Linked DNA regions of Homo sapiens: region 1 is linked to region 2. The links are chromatin contacts, found by Hi-C or POLR2A ChIA-PET in ENCODE. All regions are on one chromosome and are shown on one strand. Each heading gives the region's core, a stretch centred on a gene start or an enhancer-like site at or near the end of the contact. The rest is flanking DNA. Distances are from core to core; before and after follow the strand shown. Region 1 has its middle 34 kb from the start of DOCK9-DT. Region 2 overlaps STK24 (serine/threonine kinase 24).

Evidence for each region. Hi-C counts contacts between places; a loop is a spot of excess contacts on that map. ChIA-PET counts read pairs that join two places held with the same protein, here RNA polymerase II (POLR2A). Pooled maps may share reads with other maps.
Region 1: a pooled map shows a loop between it and region 2 (2.1-fold over the local background). The contact joins two enhancer-like sites. A Hi-C loop is called at or near these places in 2 of 50 pooled maps. POLR2A ChIA-PET finds 5 or more read pairs at or near these places in 2 of 52 experiments (CD8-positive, alpha-beta memory T cell and activated CD4-positive, alpha-beta T cell).

Annotation. Positions count from the first base shown.
Region 1 is chr13:99,050,180-99,055,323 of GRCh38, reverse strand. It overlaps a transcript of DOCK9 not described here. Among named protein-coding and RNA genes, the nearest start is that of DOCK9-DT, 34 kb to the left of the region's middle. Within about 2 kb of position 3,408, at least 3 of the 41 ENCODE cell types and tissues checked have a DNase peak (open chromatin) inside an H3K27ac peak, as active enhancers do.
Region 2 is chr13:98,513,090-98,518,198 of GRCh38, reverse strand. The region is part of intron 2 of STK24 (serine/threonine kinase 24); the gene reads left to right. Among named protein-coding and RNA genes, the nearest start is that of STK24, 61 kb to the left of the region's middle. RefSeq lists an enhancer at 590-649. Within about 2 kb of position 1,963, at least 5 of the 41 ENCODE cell types and tissues checked have a DNase peak (open chromatin) inside an H3K27ac peak, as active enhancers do.

The DNA.
Region 1 (5,144 bases), core at 2,159-4,658, 540 kb before region 2:
TTTGAAAGTTTGTAGAAAGTTCCTTTAGTGCTAATCTCCAATGGGACCCTACCCTACACAGAGGGCAAGTTATTTTCTTCCCATTCTGTTTTTTGGAACTTTTATTTAATTTCAGACTTATATGAAAAGTCAAGGATAGTATAAGGAAGTCCTGGTGTACCCTTTAACTAGATACCCCGGTTGTTTCAAATTATTATTTTTTGCTAATCCATAGTAGTAGAGTAATGGGCCATTCATTCATATGTTCATTCAAGAAAATTTCATAGCAGAACCTTTGTGCAAAAAAAGTGGATGAGGCAATTCTTTCCCTGCTTCATTTCTACTATTAGCAATTCATGACTGATTTAGCTCTTTGGTTTGTGAAATGGATGACTGAAAACCTCTCCTAAGTTAGGAAAGTAAGTGAAGAAGGCACTTTAAAACTGAGGTGCCATCTTTTTTGTCTTCTCTGTGGGATATTCATTTAAAATTTTTCTCGTAGTAAAGGCAAGCACAGATGGAAGGTGGTATAAGGTTCAGCCTCATCCCTTAACTTCAGCCTGATGGTGCTTGTGATAGTGCTTGATTTGCTGGTGATACTGGCGTAGTTAAGAATCTCCCAGCTTAGGAGAGAGAACTTAACATGGCAAAGGTAAAAAGAGGAGCAGGTTTCATCAGACTATTGTGCTTTATGCTTGAGGCAGGGCAGTAGCAATGGAAGAACTTAGATGTGATTCTGGGCTTATGCCTTCCCTCTTGCTTGCCCTCAAACCCTGTCCAACCAACAACTAACAGCAAACCAAGTTTTTAGATTTATCACAGTTAGGGACTTAACTGCTTTATGTGGACTTGTGTGGCTTTCTCAGCTATTCTGTAAAACCTGCTTTATTACCATTGCTATTATTTCTGCTGTTGTGAGCTCAGTGTCAGTGTCTGGTTGTTAGGATGTACAAAGATTCTGGGTGAGGCTATGTTGGTCTAGAGCTCTAGGTTATAGTGGGCCATGGAAGCCCACCTTTCAAATTTTTGGCGAGGCCACAAATTACCCCATTAAGGGTCTCAGAGCATGGAGAGTAATGTTTTTATGTTTTAATTACTCTAGACCAAGGCTGTTTTTTTTCTAAGTGAGAGCACTAATATTTGTAATTTTGCAGCCATTGGGTTTATAAATATGCCTGAGTAATCCCCATGAACTAGATTTTAGAGTGAGCCACCAGAAGAGTCTCCTCTTTTGAGATGCGGCAAAGAATTGCAGTGTCTTACAGTGGAAAAGGAAGACAGTGAAAAATGATCTATGCAGAAATTCACCCCTGGTTTTGGCTTTTGACTTCTTCATGACTCCCCTTTCTTGCTTACCGTGTTAGGCAGATAATCTTCTTTGAGATGTGGTAGTCAGACTAACTCAGCCCCATCTGCTTTGTGTTTTTTTTTCAATGCAAGATTAACCCTGCTTCCAAAACCTCCTGGTGTTTTCTTGGGAGTAGGAGGGTGAGTGAGGGGAGGTGGAGGGTGTGGGGTGCTTCGCTCCTCTTGTAATAACCCTCAAGTGTGTGCTATCTGATGGGCCCAGGCCACATGTTGTGCTATCGCTGGGGACCAGGTAACAGTCTGAGGTTTCTTGGTTACAGTAACTGATCCTCACTCCAGGCCCTGGCAGGAAGGAGAACCCTCCTGCAGTTACTGAAACCTGGTTCCCGGTTTTAATTTCTTTAATTCTTTTGTACAAGGGTCTGAGTTACAGAGGTTTCTCCTTGTCTCAGAAAGTTCTTACCATTGGCTTTAAATAAAACCAGGTGGCTTTCTTGGTTCAAGTGGCTTACAGAAAGAATACCTTAGAAAGCAATTTAATTCAATTACATTTAATTAAATTATATTGAATTTGAATAATTAAATTTATATTCTAAGTTTTTTTCTTAGAAGCATAATGAGCTATTTTAGAAATATGTATTAAGGTTGCTGGTTTTTTCCTTCTGCCACAAAACGTGATTTGCATGGGAAATTATTTATAGTAGCTTAGAATTCTGAACAAGAGTGACAAAATTTATCTTCTTTGCTCTCCTGCAAATTTGTATAGGCTTAGGAAATTTTGTCATTTAACAAAGCTCTTGAAATCTCTGTGGCTTAAGTTACTGTGGACATAATTCTTATCTGATTTCAATAGAAAAGGACAGTAGGGATGTGAACACAGTGGCAGCTGGGAGAGGGCGCAGGAGTGATGTTAGTGGTAATCTATTTTATTTTCAGGTGTGTTTAGGAACTGGGCTCCTGGAGACAACCAAGAAATTGGGAACTGGAAGTGGTTTGACTGAAGGAGTAATGGGAGAGACTTCATCCCAACGGCGAATCCCTACTGAGGCCTGAAAAACCTACCATTAGAAATTCATTAGCATCAATAGAGTGGAGAGACAGCCAATGGAATGGGAGGATATATTTGCAAATTGTACATCTGATAAGGGATTAATATCCAAAACATATAAAAAACTCAACTCAAAGTGAGAAAACAACTCAGTTAAAAAATGGGCAAAGAGCCTGGGCAACATAGTGAGACCCTGGTCTCTACTTAAAAAAAAAAAAAAAGAAGGCTGGTGTGGTGGCATGTGTCTATAGTCCCAGTTACTTAGGAGTCTGACGTAGGAGGACCACTTGAGCCCAGGAGTTCGAGGCTGCAGTGAACCATGATTGCACCACTGCGTTGCTCTCCAGCCTGGGTGACACAGTGAGACCCTGTGTCTACCCCCACAAACCTCCCCAAAAAAAAGGGCAATAGCCATTTTTCAAAAGAAGACATACAAGTGGCCAACAGGTATATGGAAAAATGCTCAACATCAATAATCATCAGGGAAATGCAAATTAAAACCACAGTGAGATACCACCTCACACCATGGAACCCTTGGATACGGAGTGTGGTCTGTACTTTGAAATCATTTAGGATAGCAGAATATTTTGTGGAATCTAGGGAGATGGGGAGCTGAGGTCAGGGAGAAGTAAGCTGTGTGCTGGCATTTGTTTACCAGGAGATCCTTCCATCCTACTCCATGGCCAGGCAGTGAGTAGTGGGCCAGGGGTGAGGGTCTCTGTGGAAGCACAGGATGCTGACATTAGACAGGGCACACTCCTACCTTTGCTGCATATCCACTGCCCCTTGCAGGGCCTTCATGTTTCCCTAGGGGCTGTGGAGCTGTGCCCATCATCCCCACTAGAAGCCCCCAGCTCTGATAGTCAAGCATTTCCATGGGGAAAATTGGTCGTGCTGAGAGCTAATGACTTATGGTTATTAAGGATGTTTTGAATCTTTAAACAGGAATGGTACTTGGCTGAATATCAGTTTGGCTTCTGTTGCTCATTGCATGTCTTCTTTATTTTCAAAAAGCCAACTGATTTCTCTTTCATATGTGGTGTTTCCTGTGGTTCTGGTGTTTTTGTGAACAAATTTGTTATGAGGAAATTCAGCAGATTGTGAGTTCTGATTTTTTTTTTTTTTTTTTTTTTGCCACTAGTGGAACATGTTCTTTAGCTGCAAACTGGAAATGTAGTTTTTATTGGTTGAATTTTGATAGGGTGTACTTGCTTTGTGGATCATCCTGAGCAATTGGGACCACTTTTGTCTGGGGTTTGAAGTAATTGCAGGTGAAAAGGATGAGTGTAGTGGTGGTGAAGGTCTCATTTCTACAGCTGAGTCAAGTCGTCTGCAGGTTGTGTTCATCATTCACATTCCTGCTTTGCTTGGTTTGCCTGGGATGTTTGTATCACTATCAGCGAATGACCTTTAGAGCATTCGGATAACCTTAAGTTCTGGGTATTGAAAAGATGTATTTTTCTTTCCTGTTTGGATGAAATTTTCATTAGTATGAAAGCTGCAGACCTCATGTTTCCATTGCGAGGTTCAAGAGAGAAGGTAGAAGAATGAATGAAAAGTCCTTGGGACTCGGCCCCAAGCCCTCGGTGAAGAAGTTGTGCCTCCTCAGGCTCTGTCTGCTTCAGGGACTTTCAGGAAGTTGCAGGTGTGTTGTGCCTGCATTGTGGGCTCAAGCAGAAATCAGTAAAGCAAAGAGCAAGAACTGAGCTTTGGCGGGAAAGGGGGAGCCTGAAGAGCTCACAGTGTCAAAGGAAGCACTGAGCTGGCTCCTAGGCAAAGAACATGCCAGAGGCTTCCCTTCAGCCTTTCAAGGCCACTATTACCTCCCCTTCCCTCCCCCATTGCTTCAGGTGACAGTGGAGGAACTGGAAGTTGCACAGAACACAGTGGCTCGCACAGCCCTTTATTGCTGGATGGAGAGGGGAGGGGTCCTCGCAGAGGCGGGCTGGGAAGCTGGGTGGGCAGGTGATGGAGAGGAAGTCTCCCACTGAGTTCTTCATCCTTCTTACGTCCACCTGTGCAGGATGAGCTGCTTGTGCTTGGCCTTACGTCCTGGCAGCTGTCTCTGAAAAGTTTTAATCTTTGATTTTGAGAATCAGACATCTTTGGATCCAAGGGTTACCAACACCTGGGGGGGCCATGTATATGAAGTGGAGGCTGGTTTTAGAGCAACGACACATTAAAGTGGGCTGGGCTACAGCTGCTCTAGGGGATAGATGGAGAGAGTTTGTGGGACTTGTCATTAGTGTCTACAACATGGTGGGTGCTTATGACATGTTTATTTTTTATTTATTTACTTAGAGACGGAGTCTCGCATGTCGCCTGGGCTGGAGTGGAGTGGTGCAATAGCTCACTGCAACCTCCCCCTCCAGCATTCAAGCTATTCTCCTGCCTCAACCTCCCGAGTAGCTGGGATTACAGGCGCCCGCCACCACGTCTGGCTAATTTTTTGTATTTTTAGTAGAGACAGGGTTTCACTACGTTGGCCAGGCTGGTCTTGAACTCCGACCTCGTGATCCACCCACCTCAGCCTCCCAAAGTGCTGGGATTACAGGCATGAGCCACTGCGCCCGGTCATGACATGTTGATTGGATGGGAGAATAAGTTAGTCATGCAAGGTCATACTGTTTGTAGCTGATTCAGGTTTCGCTGTCTCGGATATTTCCATTCGTGTATCACTGCAAGGGGAAGTGGTTTTGCTTTTTTTTTCTCCTACAGGCCTGAAATATGGAATGAACTCTAGGTACTTGATTTTAATTAAAGCATTACCAAAGTGTTATTTTTGCTCTGTGACATAGATAAACTACAC
Region 2 (5,109 bases), core at 714-3,213:
AAATCAAAATTGAGCAGTGATCCCTTTTTTATCCCTTGTGTAAAGGACAGCAGTGTGTCATAGGTCAAATGTAGCATTTTGAAATGGAAAGAGTGAGTTTTGGAGTCAGGTGTCACAGGACTTGAATCTTGTCATTTACTTTGATGTGTGGCCTTGAGTGAGTTTTCATTATTTTTTATAACTTCTCCACTTTCTCATTTGCAAAATGGAAAATTATGGTATATATCATATGTTACAAAGATTAAATGGAATTAAGTATGTGAAAGTACTTGACATGTAGTAGGTACTTAATGCGTATTTTCCTTCCTTGGTAGCATTTATTCATACCTCATCTCTTAAATTACCCTGCAATGAATATGCAATGAAGGTAGTTTGCAGTTAAGGTATCCATTGAGGTCAAACCAAGGAAACCAGGGTTAAAGAATGGAGGAAGAATGCCAACAAGAAGAGCAAATGTTGCTGTGTGGTGCACCCAGTTTGGGTCTTGACACAGCAAAAACGAAAGCACTACACATGTGACTTCCGTGGGGGAATGCCAGCATCTTGATGTTAAATTTCTTTTTTTTAATGAGATGGAGTCGTGCTGTGTAACCCAGACTGGAGTGTAGTGGGGCGATCTCAGTTCACTGCCCCCTCCGCCTCCCGGGTTCAAGCGATTTTCCTGCCTCAGCCTCCTGAGTAGCTGGGATTACAGTCGCTCACCAACCACCGTGCCCGGCTAATTTTTGTATTTTTAGTAGAGATGGGGTTTCACCATGTTGTCCAGGCTGGTCTCGAACTTCTGACCTCAGGTGATCCACCTGCCTCAGCCTGCCAAAGTGCTGGGATTATAGGCATGAGCCACTGTGCCTGGCCTCGATGTTAAATTTCGATTGAAAACAAACAGCTAAAGAAACTCAGTTTGGATTCTGTCCACTGTACTGCGTACTATTCCCTGTGAAATTACTTCAGCAGTAGTGTTCTAGTAAATTCAGAGTTGGATTTCGTGTGGTTTGCTGATGTTGTATTTTAATATGAATTATTATGATGGTTTTGGCAAAGGAAGTGTGGAGGATCCTGACAAATATTTGGTGATTTATACCAGCTAATATTTAACTATGGAAATTAAGGATCAGTGGTTCAAAACATCTTGTTCAACCTCAGCTCCTTAGCACGATCTTTACTGCATGCTGGAATGGGCTGCTTTATTGTGGCCAAATATAGCGGCCACAGTACATATCTGCATGTATCTAGAGATTCCATCCAAACAGGTCCTGTTCTTGCCTGAGCTGCTAATGCTAGAACGTTAGGTTTCAGATCAGCCTAACCTTGATCTAAGGTTGCCCCGGTATTTTGTTTAGTTATTGTAACGTCAACTGCCGTAGTAAACTCCTTAAATGTGTAACGACTCATACATGTTAGAAATGTATCTCTTCCTCACTGGTTGCCCTGATCCGTGGGCTGTTTTCCTTCAGACACTGATTCAGGAACCTGAGTTCCTTTTATCTTATTGTTCCTTCATCTTGACAAGTGGCTGTGCTCAGCTGCCATAAGTCAGCGTTGGGGGAGAAATGGAGGCTCACGTGTGGGAAGTTTTTATGTGCCCAGGCCTGGACGTAGGGCACATTGTTTCTGTTCATGTTCTCCTGGTCAGAACTCAGCCACATGACCCACACCTGACCCAGGAGAGGCTAAGAAATGTCATTGAATAGTGTGCTTCGTGGGAAGAGGACACAGGCTGTGTGCACAGTAGGCTGGCCTTTTCAAAGTCACTTCATCTCTGTAGGAAGTGGAATAGCTCAGGGAGTGGTCTTCAGGTGCTGATGGCCTCCAGGCAGGTTGAAAAGTGTTGATACTTTATCCAGTGCGCTCTCTGTATTTTACTAAGCAGATTGTCCTTTAGGGAGTATCTGCCACAAGAATGCCTGGAAGAACGTGGCCATTGTGGAAAGTTGGCCCGGATTTTAAAGCCATGTGAAGGACAATTGTCTTATTTGGCTACATACATCATGAACTGCTCTTCTAAAACAATAATTAACTATTATAATTGAGCAGGAGAAGAATCCAGACCTGTAATTCTGTCTGCCCATTCTTGTGTAATGGAGTGTCATGAAATTCTTTGGCCCAGAAGGGGACCCTCCTGAGTCAGAGGCCATTCTTCCATCATCTTGGTAGGTTTAGAAAGTGTGGTCCTAATGTCAAGGAGGATACAGATTAAATGGATTTGTAAGACAAATGGGTCTTTGGCACAGAGCTGGAAATAGTGCTCTATGTGGTTTTCACTGTCATTTTAAAACACTCCCTGTAGCGTTCAGAGCTACTGTTCTTAGTTCTTTAAGGGTGATTGGAGAGAGGGCCTTAGGATTTCACCCTGTGTTAAGGGACTTTTATATAGCAGGCCAGGACAAAGAAGAGATTACCAGAAATGGGTTTCTTCATTGTTGGGGTAGCTAGCATTCACAGGTCTCATAATTATGTTTTGGTTCATTCTTTTAGTCTAGAAAAAAGGATTTAAAACAATAGAGAAGTGGTCTAAATATTCTGAATGTTACTAAGGATCTGGTGAGTGGTGTTAATTTTGACAGTAGCAGTGATGAAGTCACAAAATTGCTTTGTAGCATTTTTTTTCCCCTAAAGATTGAAAACAAGGGCTAGAATTTAGGGAGGAGAAGGAACAATACAACAGTGAATCCCCCCACCCCCCCAATATTTATGGATCTGAGGCCTGGAAAGGTCTTGAGGATGATCACAGACCATGGAAAAAACTTCACCCGTTGTAGTTTCAGTGTTTACTTTTTGGGAAATTAAACCAGCTAGGATACTTAACCAGAATCCTCCATGTCCCAGCCATTATACCCCTGGAGTTTTCTGCCACTGAGGTACCATCCACGAAGTCAAAATGAAACTGCCTGTGTGTGGGGTTGGGTAGGGGATATGGGGTAGTGTGCAGGAGGGGAGAGAGAATTTTTTGGTTTTGTATTTTAATTAGGCAGTGAAGACATATAATTGTAACGAGAACAGGATGGTGTAGTACGGGATGCTGACCTGTTTTTTCTCTGTGCACCATTTGCAAATGTGCATTCCCTTCAGCACTTACAAATCTTTTTTTTTTTTTTTTCAGGGGGTTTGTTTTGAGGAGCTTGCTATTCTATCAGAGTGTCCATATTGAGATTCACTTTTAGTTATAGCCAAGATTTTAGTCTCAGATTCTAGTACAGGTACTCAACTGGTCGCTGTTTGGGCTGCTGATTTTCTTGAGGAAACGCAGATATACTTCCATGATTACTATAAAGATGAGATCATGTATGTAAAGTGCTGGCATGTAGTAGATTTTTAGTAAATGATGATTTTCCCTTATTAAAAAAATTTTAAGTTATCTGCGCCAAACAGACTCAAAATTCACAAGTCTTAAAATAGATTGTTAGCATGCTAAAAATAAGGTTTATCATTTTCTTTTATGATAAATTATTTATTCCTCTCAAACATCAAGCCAGTTTAACCAAAGCAAATCAGGTGCGAGGTCTTAAAAGCTGTGCTTTTCAAATTTCTTCCTTGCCATAGTAGTTTTTGTTGTAGTGTCATTATTAAAGAAACATGCCCTGTTGTCTCATTGCGGATTCAGATCCCTGACTTACAAGTTTTCATCAGTTCCTAAAAACTTTTCTGAGTAGTTTGACCCATCAGATTCACCAGAAGACTAATATGGGAAAGTCCCTTGGTGAGTTTTAGAAAACTAAGTACTCTATGAAAGTACAGGTTATTCTGGGAAAGGATTGATTGTGGGTAGTTACAGGTTCATAATCTCACTTCACAGTCATCTTTCCAAGTTATATTCTTGGGACTTCTATTGTTTTTTCTGTGGTCCCCAAAGGGGAAATAGTTTCTGATGAAACAGAAAAACCAGTCATTTTATCCTTGGGGAAAAGAGTAAAAAATACTGATAGAAGTGGCCAGCGTCTCCATGAACGAGGCTGCTGTGCAGGTCAGTGTCCATCTGCAGTCTTGGATGCTTCTCCCCCGCATAACTAATAACTGGCCTATTGACTTTCAGATGCACCCTAGTTTGGACAATAGAAAATAATCAGCCTACTTACTATGCCTATCTGCAGAAAAACACCGTGATTCTCAGCCTTGCCCATATTGTATGATAACTTCACATTGCAGAGAAGAAATACCAGTCTAGCTACATGATGATGAATGTATCCTGTTAGGACACCTGTGAATTTTATCTTTACTCACACCTTTCTTTAAGCTAGTTCATAGCAAATCATGCTCTTGTATTGGCCCTTGGCTTCAGGCATACTTAGGAATTCAGATGGGTTATTATGTTAGTTTCTGAAAGCATTTTAGTTCAGATATATGCTTGGTGTGGGTGAACTCTCCTATGCCTCAGAAATTCTCATCAAAGCACACAGTGTCTTTCTCATTCATGTCTTTGCTCCTTCAAAGGCAGAGTCCCAGCCGCGCTTTCATTGAGATGGTGAAAATGAGATACTATTTTAGTACATATGGAGAGATGATTTGCAGTTTATTTGAATTAGATAACAAATGAAATTGAAAGGGCCCAGAAGAAAGTTGAGACTCCACCATATGGAGAAACTCTTGTGCAGTCTGAAGGGCTTCTGTGATCTTAACAGAGAAGAGAACCGAGCCACCTAGATCTGGCACTGTGTACCTCTCTGTTCCTCCTGCCACTGCCCCATATGGACCTTTCCTCACTGAAGGCACAGGTGACAGTGTCTGCAGATGTTTCGGCTGCCACTACTTGGGGGTGTGGGTGGAGGCCAGGGATGCTTATCACGTCCACAGGATGGCTCCACACAGGGACTCACCCAGCCCGAATGTCCACAGTGCCACTGTTGAAAAACTGCTGCGTGGAATGAACCTTTTGTCCCAGAAAATAGGTTTAAGTAATGGTGTTTCTAGGGCTGACATTTGGGACTCTTGGAATATCCCAAAGGGCATTTTGGATGGAGGGTCTCGGAGCCCATGGCTGTGCCCACCATGATGTCCGTGGCAGGACCCAGTGCAGGCTTTGCCAGCATCATGAGAAGGGCGTGTCCATACTCGGGGCAGTGTGTCCACCCTGCGTGGGCTGGCCAGCCTCTGTTCTCGAGGCTGTGAATGCTC